2 separate regions of the Homo sapiens genome follow, and region 2 is linked to region 1. Evidence: chromatin loops called from intact Hi-C (ENCODE). Cell type or tissue: Calu3. All regions are shown on one strand. Each heading gives the region's core, and the rest is flanking DNA. Links, peaks and the distances in the headings are about the cores only.

The links. A loop is a pair of places that touch in the nucleus more often than their neighbours do. Peaks named below come from ENCODE experiments on the same cell type or tissue, not always from the same donor. Only the 100,000 strongest peaks of a DNase experiment are listed, where the experiment ranks them.
Region 2: a loop joins it to region 1, with 3 times the contacts of the local background. A loop is called at or near these places in 7 of 110 quality-filtered maps.

What each region holds. Positions count from the first base shown.
Region 1 is chr2:200,371,884-200,383,758 of GRCh38, forward strand. All of the region lies in intron 2 of SPATS2L (spermatogenesis associated serine rich 2 like), which reads left to right. It also overlaps the pseudogene RNY4P34. Among named protein-coding and RNA genes, the nearest start is that of SPATS2L, 71 kb to the left of the region's middle. RefSeq lists enhancers at 2,245-2,294, 6,768-7,294. In Calu3, for the core only: no CTCF peak of the experiment used is centred there; DNase peaks (open chromatin) are centred at 2,404, 4,976 and 6,298.
Region 2 is chr2:200,315,618-200,327,492 of GRCh38, forward strand. All of the region lies in intron 1 of SPATS2L (spermatogenesis associated serine rich 2 like), which reads left to right. Among named protein-coding and RNA genes, the nearest start is that of SPATS2L, 15 kb to the left of the region's middle. RefSeq lists a silencer at 6,249-6,543. In Calu3, for the core only: no CTCF peak of the experiment used is centred there; no DNase peak of the experiment used is centred there.

The DNA.
Region 1 (11,875 bases), core at 1,436-9,435:
CATCGAACAGCTTCTTTAGATTTTGCTTTGAACGGTAAGTCATACCGTGTTTTCTAACAAAGCCGTAGATTTGAGGCATTTCTGGCCCTGCCTGCAGGAAGAAAGGCTCTTTCCATCACCATCTCAGACTCCCAGGCATAAAAACCCAAAGGAAATAATTGACTTCTGAGAGTGTGCCTTGTAGGTATCAGCTGGACTTGACTTGGCTTCAATTTTTGCTTCAAGCTTTCAGACAACACATGACTAAGACAGAATGAGACCACTCTAGTTGCCTCATGGGAAACTCGGGAAAAGACTGCAAAAACAACATTGTTTCTCCCTTTGGAATTCTGGAGTTATAAGGCAGAGGTCCCCCATCTTCCCGAACTGTAAGTGAATTCCCTCTCCATTATCCTCATTCAATGGCCAGCCAGCTTCTGCTTGAACAGATTCTGTGACAGGAGTCTCACTACCTCCCAGGACAGCTTCACCTGCCCTTTAATGACACCAAATGTAACAGGAATAAAGGGAAAGGAACATAAGGAGATAGTAAGTTAAGGAATGGATAAGAAAGAATGTGGCCCAGGAAAGGGTATTCCATGGTGGTTTGTCCTCACTGGGAAGTGGGGAGCAAAATTTAACGCACTGAGAAAATGTTGTTCCTCCCATTGATAATTTTCCTTCCCCCTTTGGCATTTTTGCCAAGCCAGCTTTACATCTACGATTCTAATTTTTGTGAATACTAAGATGTTGCAACTGGAATGAACCCTCTAAATAATTTTTAAGCTACATATTCCCTTAATTTGTATTGAACCAAAACAATGGCACCAGACTAGTGGAATGAGGACCAGCTTCGGAGTTAGTTTGAGAGGTTTCAGTCCCAGCCTTGCTGTTGACTAGCTCTGGGACCTGGGCCTTAACATATAAGCCTTAGTTCCCTCATCTCTAAAATGGAGATAATAATACCTACATGCAGATACATTGTGAGGTCTCAGTGAAATAGAATCATCCAGTGTGGTGCCTAAAGAGGGTTTTGTTTGGTTTGTTCACTGCTGTATCCCCAGCACCTAGGATGGTACCTGGCACAGAGCAGGTGCCCACTAAGTGCTAAAATGAATACTGAATGAATGAATGACTGTGGTCAGTAAATGATAGCTATTGCTAAAGGCATGGCAGAGCTGTCAGACACAAGAAGTGTTTGTAAAGCAAGAGGCTGATTATTCAGAGGCTTGAAGGATAATGCTTTGTCATAAGCTAAATTAATTTTTCCCCACCATACAGCATGGCTTTAGGATTCTTCAAAAACTAACTACGTTGGTCTGATGGTAGTGGGTTACCAGAACTTATTAACATTAGTGTCACTAAAGTTGGCATATAATCCCCCTGTGCTAAATTTGACTGCCTTAACAAAAAAAAAAAAAAAAAAAAAAGAACAAAACTGACTAATACTGTGACCATTAGAGTCTTTCCTCCATCCTTACCCTATGTTCTGTATGAAACATCTAGAGGGGTCGCATTCTGTCTAGTCAAGTATCATTCGAAAGCTTGGAACAAAAAATGAAACCAAGACTTAAAGACTGGCTGGTAGCCATTCAGAAATAGATACAAATGTAGATTAAGTTTTGAAGACATTTTTCTTTTCTAATACCTCCTCGCATTTTTAAGAGAAGCATTTAGTAAAACAAACAAGAGTGTCTTTTCAGTGTCTGGTTATCTCTTTTTCCAGACTGAGTTTGGTAAATTATGTAATATTTGGTGTTAGTCATCTCACAGGATGTAAAATCAGGTAAAAATAAAACCAAAAGGAATCTTAAATATAATTTATGAGTTACTTTCCTAGAGGTAAGTGTAACTCGCCTATATAATTTTATTTTTTTGGAGTCCTTTAATATTTGTTAGATTAAAGCATATATTTTTACAAAACTGAAAGTACTGAAAGTCAGCTTGCACCAATTTGAAGTTATTTTAAAAGATCCTGTTTTCAATTCAGTATTTCAAGAATAATAGAGAAAATGCATAAGGTCTAGATTCAGAACCATGTAACCAAAAATGACAGTGGGGTGGGAGGGAGAATTGGGCTGGGATAGGATGAGAAGGAACTTTCCCATTTACTAAAAGAAAAATGAAACAAGGATATTACCTCTAGCTGCATTACGAACAGAACAAATGTAAACCACACCATATAGACACCTTCTCAAATACTGCCTTCTGATGTCATCTCATTGCTTACTGCCTGCTAATCTTATCTCCCTGCAGGAGCCAATCTTAAATTTATACTGCATCATAATTAACTAAATACATTGCATCTAGCAGAGACAAATCGTGGCCTCCCAGTAAATATTTATTAACTGACTTTTGTGTGCTAAGCAGGTAGGTTTTATTTCTGGCTTTACACATTAGTCACTGTTTCTGCAAGCGAAGTTTCACTTTCGCTCTTCCTCATACCTGCAGTGCCATTCCGATCATTGCCAGTATTGCCTCAAAGTAGTGCAAAAGAGCACTCCCTCTCTGAAGCCCTCTTTGATTAAGCTCACCTAAACTAAAGCCATCTCATCCCTCCAGAAGCCACTTTATGTACATGGTTGTAGTCATTTCAGAATGATTTGTTGACCATTTTGTTACATTCTTATTTCTCTTGGTTTTGATCCCCCTGTGCATGGCAATATACACCCCCACCAAGAATAGGCATTGGGTCTCAGTTGTCACAGGGACACACACACACAGGCACCCTCTACATGTAGTGTCTGGCCCAGGAGGAGCACACTCAAAGGACATGTTCCACAGTTAGATAATGAAATTGTTAGCATTAGTAAGATAAAACAGACATTCCTAATTATTTGTCTCTACGAATCGGCCAAGAATGGGTATAAATGGAACCAAAGCTGTGAGAGATGGACCTATTTCACCAAACAAGTAATCAAAACCTAATATATTTACACCTCAAAATTGGTGTTAGGTAGATTGAATAACTATGAAAGTCTTCCAAAGGGAAATAATATATGGTATTATATTTAGCTGAGAGGCCTGTGCATTATTTGAGCCACTGTACTAAAAAAGTTTTGTTTCATTCAATCTTTAGAAAAATGATTTGGAAGAGATTAAACTATGTATTGCTAATGCTTGTACACCATTGGAAGCATCTGGTACTTTCTGAACTTCCCCCAGTGTGAGTTGAGCCATAGGGCAGGCTAGAGCTCCGTGCAAAGTAGAGAGGATGTGTGTCTGCACTCCATCCTTTTATGCTACAAACTAAGAGTGTGGCCAAGGCAGGCCATGAGGTGGTTTATGAAGCGTCCGTAAAGTGCATGTAGGTGCCAACAGCAATGAAAATCCCTCTCTGTGCTGGAGTTACGTGGGTATATAGGAGTGAGGCTAATGGTTAAATGTGTTTAGCATTGGGTGAAAATGAATTTTTTTTTCATACTCCATAGAAAAGGTTAACTTCAGTCTTTCTTTTTTGGACAAAAGTGTAGGCTTTGATCGAGAGGAACTAGAGAGCTATAGTCTAGTGACTTTATCCTGGGTATAAGGCTCTACAGTAAGAAGAAATAAAATCAGTAAAAGATGGTAGGCAAGTTACCAGGTTAAAGAGGGGATACATGAGGCCCAATAAGGATGATATAGAAGGTTTGGGTGCTTATGATTAGACCTTGACTCTGATAATGGCTAAAAGATATTGCAAGGTTGGAGGTATGCTGGGAGGAAGAGCAGAGTGGATTGGAAGGTGTGTGAAATGATGTGGCTAGAACAATATTGGACAATGCTGGGTTTTCTGTTTTTTGAGATAGGGTCTTACTCTGTCATCCAGGCTGGAGTGCCAGTGGCATGATCACAGCTCACTGCAGCCTCCACCTCCCGGGCTCAAGTGATCCTCCCACTTCAGCTTCCCTAGTAGCTGGGACTACAGGCACATGCAACCACACCTGGCTAATTTTAGTACTTTTAGTAGAGACAGGGTTTCACCGTGTTGCCCAGGCTGCTCTCGAACTCCTGGACTCGAAGGATCCTCCCACCTCAGCCTCCCAAAGTGCTGGGATTACAGGCATGAGTGACTGTGCCCAGCCTGACAGTGCTGGTTTTAAAAGGGTGGCATTTAAAGTGATAACTTAGTATGAGGGGTTAAAAACTGGAGAAAAAATTATTAAAAATTCATTGCAAGCAAGACAGGAAGAATAAAATGAGAGGACATTTATTCCTTTCTTTCCATGTGTCTTCATTGAACACTTAGCTTGTCAAAGGCATTGTATTTGGAACTTTGGAAGAGAGAAAGGCAAAGTGGAATTTATCAGAAGCAGTCTTTTTAAAAGGAAGGAATTCTTTTTGTAACGTATTAAATCTGTTAAAGTCATGTATATTTGAAGCACTTTAAAACTATTTATTAATTTCCCATTACAGCATATTTCAGGTGACAAATTTCTATTTTGTATTACAGCTGGAAATGGAAAGTTCACTAAGATAGTAAATATGACCCCCTAGAATCCTGAGCATATAATAAATGATCAAAATGAGTTTTTATTATCTGTGACTGCATTAGAATAAACTAAAGGGAATTAAAATCATATGAATTCTTTCTTTTATTCATGTTGATACAATTACCTGAAATCATGTATGGAAAGAGGTTTAGTAATTTTTAGATTGTTCCCTTATTAGCTCCAAGGCTTTATTTGAACTTTGCTCTTTCTATGTTATGACTGTTTGTTGTCCTTTGAAGACAAGTACCTTAAGCTGTGAATTTGGTCACGAAAGCACTGAGCACATCTGATAGCTACAAGGCAGGAAATCGTGACCTGACATTGGTTTCCGATCCATTCTATGCAGAAGTGGTATTGTAGTAATGGATTTGCTTCTGCCAGTGCAGCTGTTTTAAAAGCATGGAACACAAATGACCCTGTGGACACAGACAGAGCCCTGAGAGTTCGTATTTCCTTAGCAGGGCTGCAGTCAGGCCCCTAGCTTCGGGCCGCCACCCTCTCCTCTCTGGAGTCACCCCACCTCTCCCATCAGGTGACAGTATGAGTTGGAAAAGGGACGGGTGTAGCCACACCAGGACAACTTGTGGTCAGAAGGTCAGGTTTCAAGGGCCGGCTCCGTTACTGGCTGGATGCATGTTGGTAACCTCATAATCCTTAGATTCTCACCTGTAAAATGAGGACAGTGGGAAAGCTACCACATGAGCTATGAGAGCATCTATTTATATTCTTTTATAGCACTTTTATAGCACTTGCTGTGTGCCAGGCACTGTTGTAATCACTTTACAAACATGAACTCATTTCATCCTTCTTACCACGCTATGCCGTAGTTACTATTATTATCCCTATTTTACTGATGAGGAAACACGGCCTAGATCAAAGTACTTGCCCAAATCCCAAAACTAGTAAGAGGTAGAGCTGGGATTCAATCTTGGTGAATCGTAATTGCTTGTTTTCGGTCATAAGAACATAAGGAAGAATCTGTATTGCAGAAAATAGGCAGTGTTTACTCTGCGAGATTACTTAAGGGCCCAAGATCCTGTGCTTGGTGACAGAGGCACAGGGCTGGTGGTAGCAGCTTTCTAGGCCAACTGCTTGTGTGTGGTCAGCTAGATGGGCTCTGATGGTGGGGCCTGATCTGAGAGGGAAGTGAGCCTTTCTAAGAACATGTAGAATGTATGTGTTAGATTTCTAAAACTCAAACCAGTGAACAGGTAACATATATAGGACTAATGTGTGTGTAGATGGAGCAGGTCTGACAGGTAAGAAAACCCTCTCCACTCTGCCCCAAATGTACTCTATCACATGCTTCTCACCCTGGCTTTTTGCCGTTAAACTGAATAAAGATCAGGCAAGAACTTCACTTCCTTGTGTGAGCACATGCCCCTTAATAAAATGTATACCCCTAGACATGGTTTTTACATTTTCCATTTAATGCAAAATTAGCTAACAGATGTTTTCAATTAGGTGTAGAACCAGGAACTGGTTTCAGGGTGCAGTGTAAGAATGTGTACTAATTGATTGATATGCCTGTCCTGGTGTCGCCTGGAAGATAAGAAGCCCTTAGCAGACAATCATGCCCAGAAACTGACCTTTGGAATGATGACTACAGTCCCAGCCTATACCTTCTCAGCCTCAGGGGCAGTGAGTGTAAAGGTTGCAAGTTCAGTCTTAGAGCTATACCTTCCCTAAGATAAGAAGGATGAAGAGCTGGCATTCACTAACAGGACCCTGAAGGCAAAAACACTGGGCAGTTTCACAAAAAGGGAACAAGTAGTCTCTCTGAAGGTGAGTCTTTCTGTTGCTCAGGTGACCAAGGCCACCAACCCCCTGCTGATTACTCAGCCACGCCCAAGATCCTGCTACTACCCTGGTTTCTGGCTCCACATTCGTCACTATTGAGATGACTTACTGGTCACAGTAAAAGCAAGTTGATAAAGGTGGCCAGTGGGGGAACAGAGCTTATGTGCCTCCTGAGAAAGCCAGTCGCTGGAAACTGGACTGAGAGCCCTGATTTGGAGCACGAGGAAACCTTAAAAAGTGAGTTGAGGTTGCATTTGCTGGGAAGCCATAGGAAGAACAGTAATGGGGTGGGAAAGGGGGCTGGCTGCCTGGGGGTACTCTCCAACTGGAAGTCCAAGCCCTGCCTTCACTCCCCAGTATTTCTTTCCCACCAAGTGCCAGTGCGTTTAAGGCAGTACATCATATACTGTTTTTGTTCCGCCAGTGCCAGTGACATTTCAAGGAACTAGGAAGAAAACTGACTTTCTCTGCCACTTTGAGAAAATTATTAAATGTTTACTAGGAGTGTTCTGACTCAATGAACTAGGATACTGTGAGTTTGTTGGAACAGAGATTTTTGAAACCAGAATGTGCTGTGAAGAGATGATGGGTTCCTTTTCCACATTTTTATTCCATGACAACCGAGCCAGCTTCCCAGAGTTAGCTATAAACACAGAGCTTTTGTTTGCCAGGTTTAGTTAGGGGTTCTTTTTGCTGGTTCAGAGTTATATTGCAGAACCACAATCCATGTTTTCTTTGGACGTGAATATGCAGTGTTGTCCTTATAAAGATCCCATTAAAAGTTTAAAAAGCATACAGCCCCATCCCCAGCCCCGCTAACAGCAAGCGTGCCTCTAATACCTTTGCGCCTGACTCTCTGGGATGGGACTTTTGAGCTGGACAGACCACAGCCCCAGTGTTGCTGTGCCCAAAACCTTGAGCCAGCTGAATTCCAACTCTAATTCTTCCAGTTCTTAATCTCATTTCCTTCCCCACTTCCTTGCCTGGCGTTCTCCTTTGTTTTTGTGTACATATCTGTCTTCATCATTGATCTTTAAGCTCCTTTGGGGCCAAGAGCTCTGGAGCCAGGAGATATAAGTTCGAATCTTAGCTCAACCAGGTACTGAATAACTTTGTGACTTAGTGAGTAGCTTACCTCTCTGTGCTCATGTTTATTTTTCTATAAAATGGTGATAACGAAAATAGAAGTACACACTGCTTAGGGCAATTCTGAGAACAAAAGGAGTTAATACATGGAACGTGCTTAGAGCATTGCTGGGTATACGGTAAGAGTTCAGTAAGTGTAGCTTTAACCACTGCCAGCATTCCCCACAGACCCTGGTGCATTGTCGGTGTTTAATGAATGTTTGTCAAATTATAAGAAAAAACATTGCCCTTTCTGTAGGAATTGCCCATAGCTAAAGAGATGGGGGAAGGAAAGGAAGAAAGGGAACACATATTTCTTTTTCAACATTGGGGAGTTTGTGGTAAAGTACTTGGGGCTCTGGAGTATAAAGAACTATGTTTGATCTTTTGTCCAAACCCCTCTGGGATTTGGGATTTGCCAGCGGGTGGTGGGGGGGATGGGGGAGGAAAGCAGTGTGATCTGCAGGGAGAGAACCAATTACAGTATGCTTGGAGAGGGTGACATTTATTCTGCTGAACCTCTTCTCTGCTTCACATAACGTTGGCCACTTCACCTTTCCTGAGATGTCTCTGAGGATGGGCATATTTTAAAGACTTGAGCTTACATCATCGCATCTTGAAAGAACCGAGTATAATTGAGTTGCTGATACAAGTGGGTACTTGCACCAGGTCCGGGTCACCCACATCTCTATGGAAACACATGTTTGCTTTAAAGCCCAGCAATCAGAAGCAGATCCTTATAGGAGCCAGCATTGGGTCACTTTTAGAAAAAGGCATTTATTTATATTCTCAAGCCAGCAGAGACCTATGAAATGAAATAATTTCAAATTAAATAGAAAAACCATGCCGTAGGTGAATGCTAATAAAGCCTGCCGTGCGTCCTCCTCCCCCTGTGCTTGCACTGCCTCAGATCCGCTGCATTTATTTTAGCTGTCCTTTGCTCTTTTGTGCCCATTTGCATTCTGCTGCTGTGAGGAGGTGGTTTGGCACTTTATGCAAAAATGGTTAATCTTCATTCATAAGCATTTGCCAGTACTAAAATGGAAAATTCAAAGCTGGGACTGCCATAAAGTGTGTTTTGTGTTCTGCTCTGCCGTGTACGTGCAGCATATACAACAGTGTGCGCCACGCAGATGACTCTGCCTGCCATACAAGCACTCAGCACTCGGGGCTGTTGAGTGAAGAGGTTCTCCCATGAAGGTCTCAAACTTGCATGAGCACATCTTGCCCTAGATCTGCTCAAGTGATATTCTAAGTGATTGGAAGCTTTTATCTGCCTCTGAAAGCAGGCCTTTTCAAATAAGTATTGACTGTTAATGACCTGTTTAAATAAAACATTCAATTTTCTTTCTTCCCCCCACAAAGAACTTAGTAGGCAGTGACATTTCTAAACCAAAGGCTAACCCTGCTTTTCAAAAGAGGCCAAGCCAGAGCTTTTAAATGTGAAATTTTTTTCTGACATTTGCCCTTAAAATGCTTTTCAGTGAAGTTGTTCTAACAGTGGGTTGAGTACATTGAAATGTCTTTGAATGAAAATGCAACCTTGAGTTTTTTTCTCCAAATTAAACAAAAAATGCCAATCTAAGTATATTCATATGAAATTCATATTTCAGTCACCACCCTGTTTCATTGTTTATGTTTCTCAGTCCTAATAATTAAAGCGACTTTCCTCTAAGGAACAAGAACTTTTATTAAACTATGGAAATTAAACCACAGAAACAAAGAGCAAAAACACTTGAAATATAAGAGACCTGAGTCATTACCATGCCAGATAAGGAGTAGCAAAGGATGGAGGGAAAAGGAGGAGGGGACAAAACGGAAGAGAAATTAGGCAATTTAACAGTTAGGCCACAGAAAACATACCTAGTACTAAGTTTAGACCAAATCTCAGTTTTGAAGAAGGAGCATTTGTTTCCCTCTTCAGCTGGCATGCAAGTGCCCCTGATTGTGCTTAGGGCCCTGGATGGTTAGTCTCTGGTTTAAAAGTGACCTGTACAGAGAAATAGCCTACTACTGTACATCATTGGAGACAGCACCCACGCCTTTTATAAGTGTTTCCATCAACTCCCAGTGCCTGTACAAACCTGTAGTACCTGAGAGCCAAAAGAGACCACAGAGTTCATTTCCTCCAACCTGGAGATCTGAGGCCCTCGTGCCACAGTGTGGCCTGTCAGGATGAATGATGCCCTTTATAGACAGATGTGAAGTTCTTCCAACTCTCCCTATCGAAGGGTACCTGTCTTGTTTCCCATCCTGTCAGAGCACTGCTGTCTGCTAAGGGCCAATTGACGGCAGTAGGAGAATGAAATAAATTAGTCTGTGATAGTGCGCCTTCTTCCAGAGGTAATATATTGCATGCCTTCAACTAAGTAGAAATGCATATGTCTCTTGAGAAGCCATACTCAGAGATACTGTTGGATGCTGTTTTGCCTGAGAGATTTTTGCTGCTTCTCAAATCACATGGCATAATTGACTTCCTACGCACAAAATCAGTGCTGATTCTTCCCCTCTGAGGCAGCCATGAGAAAATGTCTTAGGATCTACGTGATCATAGTGATGCAGGATTTTTGAATAGCATTGTCTAGGCTATACCAAAGTCAGGTACACAGACACTTTAATTACTCTTAGTAATTAAGTTAGTAATTCAGTTAGTTATGCCTTTAGACCCCAGAATGTCACAGAGCCACTGGGCTGCATCACAGCTCGCAAGAAACAATTTGTTGGCTGAGGGCCCACTAACTGCAACTCTTTGCACCTTCACCTGAGGTAGGAAGCTGCAGGAAAACAGCCGTTTTTTGGTGGGGTCGGGGTTGTGGTGAATGGAGTCACTCTGTCACCCAGGCTGGAGTGCAGTGACATGATCTTAGCTCACTGCAACTTCCGCCCCACCTACCGGGTTCAAGCAATTCTCCTGTCTCAGCCCCACCCCATCCCCCTCCCCAGTACCTGGGACTACAAACACACGCCATCATGCCCAGCTAATTTTTGTATTTTTAGTAGAGACGAGGTTTTGTCATACTGATCAGGCTGGTCTCGAACTCCTGACCTTAGGTGATCCACCCGCCTCGGCCTCCCAAAATGCTGGGATTATAGGAGTGAGCCATCTCACCCAGCCAAAAATAGCCATTTCTTTGAAACAAGTTCATTTATGCCCATTCCTGTGTGAGTGGAGTGGTTTCGCACTGCAGTTTGTGCATCCTGCAAATGCGCAAGGCATATACTGTGGGCCTGTCTGGCCTGAGAAGGCAGGTCCCGTGGAACGGTTTTATTCCCCTGGTGGAGTTCTTACTGCATTTCATAGACAGTGAGCCCTGTGACTTGTTTATGATGGTTTTGAGGTGCTGTTAGCCCAATGGCCGTGGGCTTGCTGAGTTGGACTGCCTTAGGTTTGAGTCCTGGCCCTGCCACTTAACTGTGGGACCTTGAGCAGTTACTAGATCTCTTTGTGCTTCAGTTTCCACGTATGTAAAAATGGGGATAATCTTAATTTCTATTCGTAGGGTTGTGACGGTAAAATGAAAAAAAATGTATGTCAAGCACTTAGCAGAGTGTCTGGTACGTTATAAGTTCTCCAGAAGTGTGCTAATTATTATTAATAATATATTTTTGAAAAGATTATTCCTTAACGACGTAATTTGTAGGAAACTGGCTTTCCCCTTATCTCTCTAGGCTTCCATGAGAATCTATTTCTTGTGTGTAGTGTTTGGGATTAAGGAAGAGGCTCTTTCTTTATGTTCCAGGATGGAGACACTAGTAGTTCTCACGGTTTTGCTAGTGCACGTCCGAATACCCTGCGGGGCTTGTTAAGCACTGACTGCTGTGCTGCCCCTGCCCTCCAGAGCTTCTCTTTCTGTCTGGTGAGGGGCAGAGTATTTGCATCTTTAACAAGTTCCCAGGTGATGCTGAGGCCACTCATCTGGGAACCACACTTTAAGAACCCCTGCTCTAGGACAGTACTTTCCAGTGGAAATATAATGTAAGCCACACATAAAATCATACATTTTCTAGCAGTCACATTAAAAAAGTGAAAAGAAGTGGATGAAATTAATTTTAATACTGTATTTTATTTAATCCAATCTATCAAATGCTATCATTTCAACATATAGTCGATATAAAAAGTATTAATGAGACAGCTTATATTCCTTTTTTTGTACTCAGTCTTTGAAACTCGGCCTCTATTAAACCCTTCCAGCACATTTCACTTTAGACTAGCCACATTCAAATCTGGCTTTGCATGAAAATGACCTGGGAGTCACTGTTTTCCATCACAACTTCCCCACACCAACTGACCTTGGGGCCCAGAAATCTCAGTTTTTCAGAGCTCCCTGGTTAAGTCTGTTGATTAGCCAGAAAGTCAAGTCGATCCAGTCTCTACCAACTTGGTCATTTTCCCTCTCTAAGTCATACGTCATGACATTTGGCATTTACCCACTCCAGCTTACATTATGATAATTTATGAAATACCCTATTAACGGCCCCAAATATGCAGTATGATTTCT
Region 2 (11,875 bases), core at 1,585-9,584, 56 kb before region 1:
CACACCATACAGTCATAATGTGTCAAACAAAATGATGTGACCCACACTGATAAGGGCTCTACAGAAGTTAGTTATGCCTTAAGACACTGAGGGCAGTAATCTGTGGATGAGTTGGCCTGAAGGGCTTTGAGGGAAGGGCATACGGACTGTCAGAAAGACCTGGAAGATAGCACCTGTTGCCTTAAGAGATATGCAGAGCTTCTGGCTAACACGGTGAAACCCCGTCTCACCAAAAATCCAAAAAAAAAAAAAAAAAAAAGAGCCTGGCATGGTGGTGGGCACCTGCAGTCCCAGCTACTCGGGAGGCTGAGGCAGGAGAATGGCGTGAACCTGGGAGGCAGAGCTTGCAGTGAGGGGAGATCGTGCCACTGCACTCCAGCCTGGGAGACAGTGTGAGACTCCATCTCAAAAAAAAAAAAAAAAAAAAAGAGATATGCAGAGCTTTATGTGTTCACGATGGAAAAGCCAACCTGTGATAGGAAACCAGATCTTACCAGGTTGGATCAGGAAGGGGAACCCTCCTGGAAGAGGTGATGGGAAGAAACTGTGACTATAAAGAGAACAGTCCAGTGGGATTAGATTCCAGTGAAATCTGATAGGCAGTGTGACTCAGTGTCTTCTCTAGTGGTGGTTTGCCTGCTGTAGTCTGTTGGACTCTTAAATTCTGAGAACTTCCTCTCTTGGTTTCAACCTGGGCGGCTGTTTTTATTTGCTTCATGAGTAGGCATTTTGTATAAGATTTTGTTAGGGGCAAAGGTTCTTGTGCTAAAAACAGAAGTTTGAAAGTCCTACATTATAGAAAATGGCCTGAGAGGAGTGGTAACTACCTTGATGTGATTATTTCTCCCTCATTCGCAGGATCTAGGACCAGTTTAGGCCCTTTCCAGAGGGCATACAGCTTCCTTTCATCTGAGGCTTAGCGACTTCGCGGACCAACCATGCAGTTTGCCTTGTCCAGGTAGTTTAGCCAGGTAGCCATAACTCAGTCTTGTTCTTGGGTAAACAAGTTTTCACTTTTGTACTGGGTTCCACCTTGTCTCCTGCATTCCCAAGTCCTGGATTTGTGTTCTTGTGGAGGGACCCCAAGTTGTCTTAGTTAAGGATCCTGTCATGTTTCTCCAAGCCTTCTTGGGACAGTAGTGTCCCTAGGGTTGGGCCACTGCTACTCCCTTCTAGGCCTCTTTAGTACTGAGAACTACCAGCAAGGGTCAGGAAACTTGATAGATATTTAGAATTGAATAATTTGCCTGGAGCTTGGCTTTTCCCTGGCTCCAGACCCCTGAGAGCAAATATTCTTGCTAGTTTGCAGTCCCGCTGGTCTCTGAGTCCCATTTGTACAACTTGGAAGGAGAAAGGAAGACAGATATAGGGCTGATTTTCTTAAATTATGGTGCATTCATATCTTTGTCTCTAGTGGGAAGGTTGGTCTTATGTGTGTATGAGAAAGGTGGCCGCCTTTATGTTGTGGTTTCAGAATCCATACTGCTGAAAAGGGCACTTCAAATATCAAGTTTCTCTTTTTTGCTCTCCAATATGTGAAAGCCTACGTTATAAAAACTCTATTTAGTTTCCTATGACCAGTATGATTTAGAAGAAAAAGAGGACGGGCTTTGGCACTTGAAAGACCTGATTTTGAGTCATGCCATTGCTGGCTATATGAATTTGAGCAAGTTATTTAATCTTTCTGGACCCCAGTTTTCTCATGTATGAAGCAAAGTGAGTAACGCCTACAATTCTGTTATGATTTTGTTGTGACTAAATAAGATAAAATATAAAGTGCCTGGCACCAGGGCCTAAAATGCAAATGCTATGGAGGTGGTAAGTCAAACTTATCCTCATATCTCAGTATATCTCAATTCACCCTCCTTATGTTGAATAATTTTATAGACCTTTCCCTGAGACTGATCAGGAAGAGGATATGAAATCTGGGGCAAGGGGCCCAGATTTTACCCAGCCAAGGGTGACAAAGGACCAGAAGGAAGTTGCCTTCACATTTTGCCTAAGTCCCATTCTCCCTATGCTTTGCATTTGTGAAAATATTCATCTGAGATTATAGGTACAGCATGAAGCCTTGGAAAAAAGGCATGTTTACATCCTCTGCCAGGATAGCATAACAATTAACAAAGCAGGTTTTTGAATCTCTGAATAGTCAGGTGCACTGCCATCAAAATAAACTTTTATTTCTATTCTTTGCTGATAGATTACAAATAAAGCCACTAAAATATCCTGAAAAAGAAGATTTATATATGAATTGGACACCAGGGACAGATTTTTCACACTTATTTTGTTGGAGCAGTTTTTTCCTTAGCTGTGGGTGTTTGGGAAGTTCTTTTGTTGTAGCTTTTGTTGCTTACAAGAGGGAAAAAGCTTTAGTATGCTAAGGTAAGAATGATTTTGATTGGAGGCAATATTGTTCTCAGTGTGGGCTGACTTTCACGTATTGTAGTGATTACCAGTACATAACTGAGAAAACCCATTTGTTGAAGTGCTGTAAACAGCAGAGAGTCTGATCTCACATACTGCCCTGATCGACAAGTGTTTATTGTAGGAATGTGGTCAGTCCTGTAATTTTTTAAGGGAAAAGGGGAAGATGTTATGCCAGTCACTGTGATTGCAAATGCCCTGATCTGGCAGGTCTTTTTCCTTTCTCGTTTATTTCTCCTGTGGAATCTGAATGGTGGATTCAGTACATGTACTGAGCTTCCAGTGACTTGGTCAGCTCTTGATGCAATTGATCACACCACTGTAATTCCATACCCTCAATTTTAGTGCCATATCAAAATCATGAACACTCAAGGAGACCATGTAAATCTACGTCCTCAAAAATTAGAAATAATGGCATTAAAAATGTTATTTAGTGCTGGTTTGTAGCACTGAATATATGAACTCATTCATTGTTCTGGTACTCCCTGAACAAGAACTGTTTCGGTTGCAGTGGATGATATCAACTAAGGTTTCCATGGCAGCACTAATTTATAATATGAAAACTTTTGTGGAATTTCACCTTCTGGACTCTTCTCGATTGCATTTAAATTTACATTTTCCCCTCATTTATTAAGGTGAGGCATATTTAGATATTACTTACATGTGTGTACTAGGAGTATCTTCATGAAACTCAGTGATAAGAAATTACACGTGTAGAAAGCAGACAATGGAAACGGAAAATGGATACTGTGGTCTAACATCTCACCAAATGCAGGAATTCTTTCCACATTATCCCAGTTGCCATTTGAACCAGCCAGGAACGAGGAGTTTGGTCAACATTTTATGAAGCCAAATAATGCTAATGACAGTAGTCTGCAGTGCTCCGGACCCTAAGCCCATTTCGATTTGGACTTCATGTTATTTGTGATTGGACCAATACTCCATCAAGCACAGGTGGACACAGATATTTGTAAAACCTCTTCCCCAGTGGTGCACTGAAACCTGCCTCCCTGCAGCTTCCCTGTTGGTCTTCCATCCGCCCTTTGAATGCCACAGAATAAATATGCACCTTCTGTGTGGTCGCTCTTCAAATATTTGACCATAGCTATTGTATCTCCTCCTCGAAGTCTTCTCCTTTCAGGGTTATGCAGTGCTAGTTCTCTTAACTGATAGTTCTCATCCTGTTAACATTCCTCTAGGCACCCACTACTCTATCAATGCCATCTTAAAAATAGTGCATCTGGCCGGATGTTATGGCTCACGCCTGTAATCCCAGCATTTTGAAGGCCGAGGTGGGCGTATCACTTGAGGTCAGGAGTTTGAGACCAGCCTGGCCAACATGGCAAAACCCCGTATCTACTAAAAATACAAAAATTAGCTGAGCATGGTGGCGTATGCCTGTAATCCCAGCTACTCAGGAGGCTGAGGCAGGAAAATTGCTTGAACCCCAAAGGTGGAGGTTGCAGTGAGCCAAGATTGCGCCACTGCACTCCAGCCTAGGTGACAGAGCGAGACCCCACCTCAAAAAAAAAAAAAAAAAAAAAAAAGCATCTTGAATGCAACAGCCTACTCCTGACTGAGTATTCTGAACAGTAGAAAACACCAGGCTGCTATTCACTCCCTTGATCAGGGCACTCTTTTATTAATCTAGTCAAATATTGTGTGGGCCTCACATGTAAATCAGGAACAGCACATTGTTTGTTCACATACGAAGCTAAAGAAAACTTCCAAGCCTTTTTTCCTAACAACTGCTACAAAGCCAGGTCTCCTTTGTTCTTTACTTGAGCAGTGAATCATGTGTGCCTACTTAGAGGACTTTACATACATTTATCCTTCTACATTTTGTCTCTTTTTGTTAAATTATTTTTCCTCTTTATCAAGACAGCTTTGAATTCTAAAATTTTTAAATTCGATATATTAATGATGTTAGACTCTTACTTATTTATCAATTGCACACTTGGAAATGTTACTTTGTCGTTGATAAAATGTTGACCAAGACAGGCCAAAGATAGGGCCCTGTGACATTCTGCAAGAGAATTATTAACATCAGTATGTGAATTTTTTTTTTAAACTAGCTTGACAGTCTTTCACTTGTTTACTTTGTTATCCAAGAGCATAGAGTCAGGGAAAGACTTAGTCAAATGCTTTAGTAATGAGATCATTATTGGTCTACTTATTGCCACACAGTAGAACTCTATGATAAAGAATAAGATTCATGAGAGTAATTTTTAGATTGCATTAATTTTTCTTCTGAAAAATTTCTTGAAAAAGCATATCTAAGTCACCTTATTTTTAATGTATCTAAGAGAAAATAATTTTGTAAAATAAAATCAAACTTCACCTATCATTTCAACTCATGAACTTGTTTGGTTCAAAGGAATTGCTATGTAATACATCATTCTATTCTCTTTACAGAATCATTACTCTTAAAGAGAATTGGTGGGGTGACAGGAAATTACTCCATAGGTGTCACTCCAGCACATCATGATATTCTCATCTCCTGGGACAGAGTCGTCAGGCTGAGGCATGTCCTAACAGTGTGCCAGCCTGTGTAGATGGCTCCATGACAGTATCAGTAACGTGACCATGACAGAGAGAGCTCTGATGGCATTGTGTCACTAATGGATGTGTTTTCACTAAGCTGAAAATTCTGTATTATTTGAAAAGAGGTTTATTTTTCTTCCCACACAAATTATTTGACTCTCATATTAATGTCAAATAGCTGTCAAGTAACACATATGGTGCTTTCTGTGCTATATTTTATTGTACTCATGTACAAAATAGTTTTTTTAAAAACATGTTCTCTGCCTTGGACTAGATAGAAAAAATAATTTAAAAGAATAGTATTCTTAAGAAACACAAATCTATAATATATCAAGGAATAAATGAGTGCTTCATAAAAATACTAGTATTTGTGTCTATATTTTTCAGAGTACTTTCATGCATTTTCTTTTTTGAAAAAAAATCTGATGTTAAAAATAATACATACTCTTTGAATTTGGAAGCTACTGAAATGGATAAAAAATTAAAAGTCAGCTCAAATTCCACCTCTCAGAGATTGTCACTGTTAGCATTTGGTGTTTCCCTTTCAGATGTGCATTTGTGTGAGGTTGTGAGTGTGTGTGCATGTGTATATTTGTGTGTTTTAAACTAGCTCTTGGTGGACCCAGGACGTTTGTACAGAAGAATCAGCATGACATAGTCGGTAAAGAGCTTTGGAATCAGGCACTTGGAGATTTCAGCTCTGGCTATACAACTTACGTAGTGACTATGAATTCCTTAAACTCTCTAAACCTTAATTTCTACTTCTATAAAATGAGGATAATAATACTATATACCTAGTAAGTTTATTGTAAAAATTAATAAGATAATGCAGATAAAGTACATAGCATGGTTCTTGGACCATAGCATATGCTCAGCAAATGTGAACTATTTTTATTATGCAGGTTTTCTTTTCTGCTTTCTTCACTTAAATTATAGGGTAAAAATTTCCTTGTCATAAAATATTATTTGAAAAATATTTAGAATGACTGCATAAATTTCAGTATATGAATGTGCTTTAATGTTATTCTATGGATAAACAATTTTTAATTTATTGTGATCACAAAGAACACCACAGCTGATATCGTTTACATTATGTTTTGTGAATAGACAACAAATTCAAAGTGAATTACTAATCGCATTTTATGGAGAGGCAGAAAAAAACTTACAGTTCTTTAGTGTCTATTAATGTTCCAGGTTATATGCTATGTTCTTTACAATAAAATTCTCTTTAACTTTCACATCCCCTTTGAGGTAAGTCTGTTACGCCCATTTTTCAGATGACAGAGCTCTGAGGGGAGATAAGTCATTCGCTCAAGGTCACAGAGAGATAGTGGTGGTAGAGATGGTGTTTGAAGCCAGCGTCAGATTTCAAAGCTTATGCTTTTTCCATTCTGGCATGTAGTTCATGCCTATCTTTTTGAGGCTTGCAGAATGAATAGTTAGCATTGTGCCTTCTACAAAATGTCACTTGGTGCCACATGAAAGATAGGATACTTGGCTGGAATGCTTGACTTACTCAATATAGTACCTCTTGCGTGTGTGTATTCTTATATGTTTTGGAATCAAGCCTCATTAAAATAAGGTGTTAACTAAAGGAAATGAAGCATTGATATGATTATTTGATGAAAGGAAACCTCAAGGAAGAAAATATTCATTGAGTTGATAATATGAAACTCTTCTTTGTTTTAGTTGTACGGACTAAGCCAGAATCACTTATCTCCCCAGGAATCAGGGTATTTCACATAAGTCAGTTTAGGAATTAAGCAATAACAACAGCCAAAGTAAATTGATGCTGTCAAAGGAATTGTATGTTTCATTACTTGTATATCAGGGGTTGAATGTAAAAAAATACCTCTTTAGCCTTTGCTGTAAGCTGATACATCAGGAAAGAGCTGTAATAATTGCTATAGGTATAAGTATAGGTATACGAGAGACAAAGTATACTAGGATAAGCCCTCAAAGAATTATTTGGTGAACTGACAAGTTGTCTTTAAAAAGTCAGCCATTCGGAACATTTCTCTTGGCAGCTCTCAAATCTGACTTACAGTGTGTACTGTGGCAGCCAATTTTGTAGGAAAAATGCATAATTAATGTGAAGATCAAGGTACAGGTATTGCCAGTCAGTACCTAACACACAGTTTCTTAGAACAAAGGAGCAATTGAAGTTGTCTTTTGATAGGGTAATCCTGATTTGTCATTTTGTGGGTTTCAATTCTTAGTAAAAATGGGGGAAAAAACCCAACTCTAGGAGTAATATTTCATATCTGAGAGGTACTTTGTTGCAGAGTTTATAACCAACTGTTGTCTAGTCAAGAAAGCTATCTTTGGTTTTTGAGATCTCGAATTTTTATAGCCTTTGAGCTTGCTCATTTTTGTCTTAGGATTATTCTGGTTTCCCTCCAGTCATTTTAGTTTTTGCAAGGGAGAAACAGTATCACTTATGGACCCAAGGCCAAAAAGGCTTCAAATCTCGACAGAACATGACCACCAACTTGGCATGTTGGTACTAGCAAGTTAAATTTGAACTTACTATGCAACTAGTGAATAGTTAGAACTGTGAACAGAGAATTAGCTATGGGATCTGCAGGTTGGATTTACAGCATGGCTCCATTGTGTGGTAGCTGTCTACCCCTGGGCAAACAGCTTTCCTATCCCTGAGAGTCCTCAGCTCTCAAATGGAGATAATGACTACTATATAGTCAGAGATCATTTGGAGGGTCAGATGTATTGAGCAAACCATTGGTTCACCCAAAAGTTTGCTTATGATTTGTTTCTAGGTGATTAATAATGGCTTGAGCCATTATACCATTTAAAATATTTAATGAGAATATTTTAAATATTCTCATGAGCCAATATACCATTTAAAATATTTTCAAATGAAGTATGGGAATATTTGTAAGATAAATGTAGAAATATATAACTCCTGGGGCTAACCTCACCAGACCCTTCTAACTCTTTGCTTAGACTTTATCCAGTAATAATGGGACAGGCCCTTTTACTGCCCTGGAAACCCCTGGTGCCTAGCTTAGAGTCTCTCAGAGTTTGGATGCTCACACCCAGGGCATATTCCTCTAATGAGGGAAGGGGGCCTTTTGACTTCAATAGGTGGTTCCTTTGATCACAGTAAAGACCTTTATAGAAATAGGCATTTAGATCTATTATGTTGTTCTAAGATAGAAACAAAACTGGTATTTGATGTGTATTTTACTCTTCAATAAGAAAGGCTCAGAGAAAAAGACTATAAGGTAGAAAAAAGATTTCAGAAGATTGCATTACAGAAAATTATAGGCAACTCTTTTATTATTAAAGTAATGCAAGTGCTGGAGGGGACAGGAAAGGGAACGGGAATTTGGGAACTTTGACACTGGGTAGCATCCGTGCAGAGGTTTTTGGAGGTCTCTCTTGGTTCTTCCCCCCAGTTCTGGTGATGTAGTGAAGGGCTCAGAAACTGCTTCTGGGTCTGACTGCAAGAGAGTAAATCCCAACCCTGGGGCTGCACTGACTCCCTTATCCTGGGCGGCTATGTTCTGACCTCCTTGGCTTTTATGGCCTCCCATACAGTCACTGTGGATCGCCCTTTATCTTAGTCCCTTAAGACAACAGGATTTGCTCATTGACCACCCTTGCTTGGACTATACTGTAGGACCTTGAAGGTGTTTCAGGCAATTAATGATTGAAATGTCTCTGTGGAGTTCCTGAGGGATGTAAGTGTGTGAGCTAAGTGCTGGACATTTTAGACAAACCTCTGTGACTGCTTTGCAGTAGAGAGCCCACCCAAGGCCCACTGGTCCCAGGACTCTCTGAGCATGCCAGGTGGTGAGGGTCAACCTGCTTGCTATTCTCATTTGGAATCAATTTCTAAATTTTATTTCTCCTTCGACACAGGGAACTATTCTGAATTTCCCTTCTTTGCTTTGGTACCAAAGCTTTCATTGAGCTCATCAGCTATTTCCTGAGTGTCTCCTCTGCACCAGGCACTGTGAGAGGAACAAAGGGAAATCAGGTCTTGAAAGGAAAGAATGTGCATGCCTTAGGTAAGAAGCAAGATGTGTCTCCAGAGTTGAGAGAAGGGAGAACTGAAGATGCAGTGAATTTTTTTCTGTTGTACTTTCTATACAATAAATTTTACTTCATAAAAATCTATACTAATATCCATTTGTGTGGCAAATTCCATTATAATGAAAATCTCTGTTATCCAGCAACTTAGGCAAGTATCAGCAGAGCACAATTTCAATACAGCAGAAGACTTTGGAGAGTCCCTTGGAGTGAGCTGAAATGGGATTTGACCTATATATTAAGCTTTTCATGGTTTTGATATTTTTCATTTCCATGTGTCAACAAATACCCGACTTGATATTAAAGCCAGTTAAATCAATATTTCTTGCTGTAGTCAAGGTACAGCAACATATATCCAAGGGCAACAACTCCCCAACAGCCATATTTTGTTGAGAATATATATTTTATCATAAACCTGATTGAACTACCTTCAGAGGAAAAGGATGAAAACATCAACATAGCTATCATAAAAAAAGAAAAGCCAGGGAATCTATAATCTTGTACCTTACCCCTCATTTAAACAATTCCATAATTTATTTTGCTTTCTTTAATCATAAGGAATGACAACATGGAAAATATTTTTATTGTGATAGCTGTGGTTTCTTTCTCTATCCTCAAATAGAGCTGCTTTAATCCTTCTCCCAAATTCCGTCCCATTCAAAGGATTTTTGAGCAGGTACATGTGAGCAAAGTGGCAGGTACAGCTGAATCCAAGATTCTTGGACTGTAGGAATCTTTTTATTTATTTATTTTTTTAGACAGAGTCTCACTCTGTTACCTAGGCTGGAGTGCAGTGGTGCCATCTTGGCTCACTGCAACCTCTGCCTCCCGGGTTCAAGTAATTCTGCTGCCTCAGCCTCCCGAGTAGTTGGGACTACAGGTGCACACCACCACGCCTGGCTAATTTTTGTATTTTTAGTAGAGATGGGGTTTCATCATGTTGGCCAGGCTGGTCTTGAATTCCTGGCCCCAAGTGATCTGCCTGCCTTAGCCTCCCAAAGTGCTGGGATTTCAGGTGTGAGCCACCGCCCTGGCCAGACTGTAGGAATCTAATAATCAAATAATTGTAATGGGAAGGAGAGTGGAGTAGAAGCCCATTTCTACTTACTCTTTCTCTGAAGTTTTAACTGTTTGACAATTTCTGGAAGTCACCTATTACAAACTCAGTATTTCTATAAACAAATAGTCTGATGCATCAGTTTATAAACACCAACACATTTATTTACTATGTGTTATCAGAAAAGCCTCACTTATCTTCCTTGTGTTCTTTGACTAGGTGAGTACTTAACCATTTATTGGGCTCCTACTCTGTGCTAAGCACTTAAAATATTTCACCTCTCACAGGCAAAATGATGCTCAAGGCACATGCTATTGTTTATATTTTCCAGATAAACATGAGACTTCAGCTGCTAAGTAACTTATCAAAGGGCACCCAGGTAGAAAGGGTGTAGTCTGAGGTTTGAACCCAAGTTTGTCTGATTCCAGAGCCTTTTCACTTTTTTAGAGATGGGGTCTTGGGCTCTTCACAGATGCAATCATAGCACATAATAGCCTTGAACTCTGGGCTAAAGCTATCTTCTTGCCTCAGCCTCCCAGGTAGCTGGAGCTACAAGGGCTTGCCACCATGCCCAACTCCTTTTCACTTTTTTAAGGCTGTTTTCCATAATATATTCTGAGATTGAAAACAAAAATTCAGATTGTTAAAGTAGTACATACTCACTATAGAAAATTTAGAAAGCAGAGAAAATTATTAAAAAGAAGAAAAATTACCAATAATCCTTCACCCTAGGGATTATCACTACTGAAATTTCAATCGTTTTTCTCTCTAGGCTTAAGAAAGCTATTTATCCAAATGAGCATTTTTCCTCAAAGTTGTCCTCTTTGAGGAAAGATGTCCTCTTTGAGGTTTATGCATGTATTCCAACAATGTTGCCATTGCATAAAATAATTGTGGAATCCCTTTCAGAGCCAGTTTAGGAACCAACTTTTCTATAGACTCCCAAGCACAGGTTACTTTGGTAGAAACATAGTAAAGACAGTATATCTGCTACCTGAAAACCTATCAGAATAATGCATGATATGTTTGAGCATTCTTTTTTTTTTCGAGACGGAGTCTTGCTCTGTCACCCAGGCTAGAGTGCAGTGGTACAATCTCGGCTTACTGCAACCTGCAGCCTCTGCCTTCCCAGTTCAAGCGATTCTCCTGCCTCAGCCTCCCAAGTAGCTGGGATTACAGGCGTGTGCCACCATGCCCGGCTAATTTTTTTTTTTTTTTTTTTTTTTTTAGCAGAGTTGGGGTTTTGCCATGTTGGCCAGGCTGGTCATGAACTCCTGACCTCAGGTGATCCACCTGCCTCGGCCTCCCAAAATGCTAGGATTACAGGTGTGAGTCACCATGTCCGGCCCTGTTTGGCCATCCTGTACCTTCTGAAATCCTATGCTGCAAATATTTAACCATCCTATTAAAAATGCCATCATTGAGCCAGGCGTGGTGGCTTACACCTGTAATCCCACCACTTTGGGAGGCCGAGGAGGGCAGATCTCTTGAGGTCAGGAGTTTGAGACTACCCTGGCCAACATGGTGAAACCCCATCTCTATTAAAAATACCAAAATTAGCCCAGTGTGGTGGCATGCACCTGTAATCCCAGCTACTTGAGAGGCCAAGGCAGGAGAATCACTTGAACCTGGGAGGCGGAGGTTGCAGTGAGCCAAGATCATGCCACTGCACTCCAGCCTGGGTGACAGAGCGAGACTCCGTCTCAAAAAAAAAAAGCTATCATTGCCCTCTCTTGAGTTGTAAATATCTTGTGCTGACTTCTATTGTAGTGGCAGATGGAATTTACCAAAGTG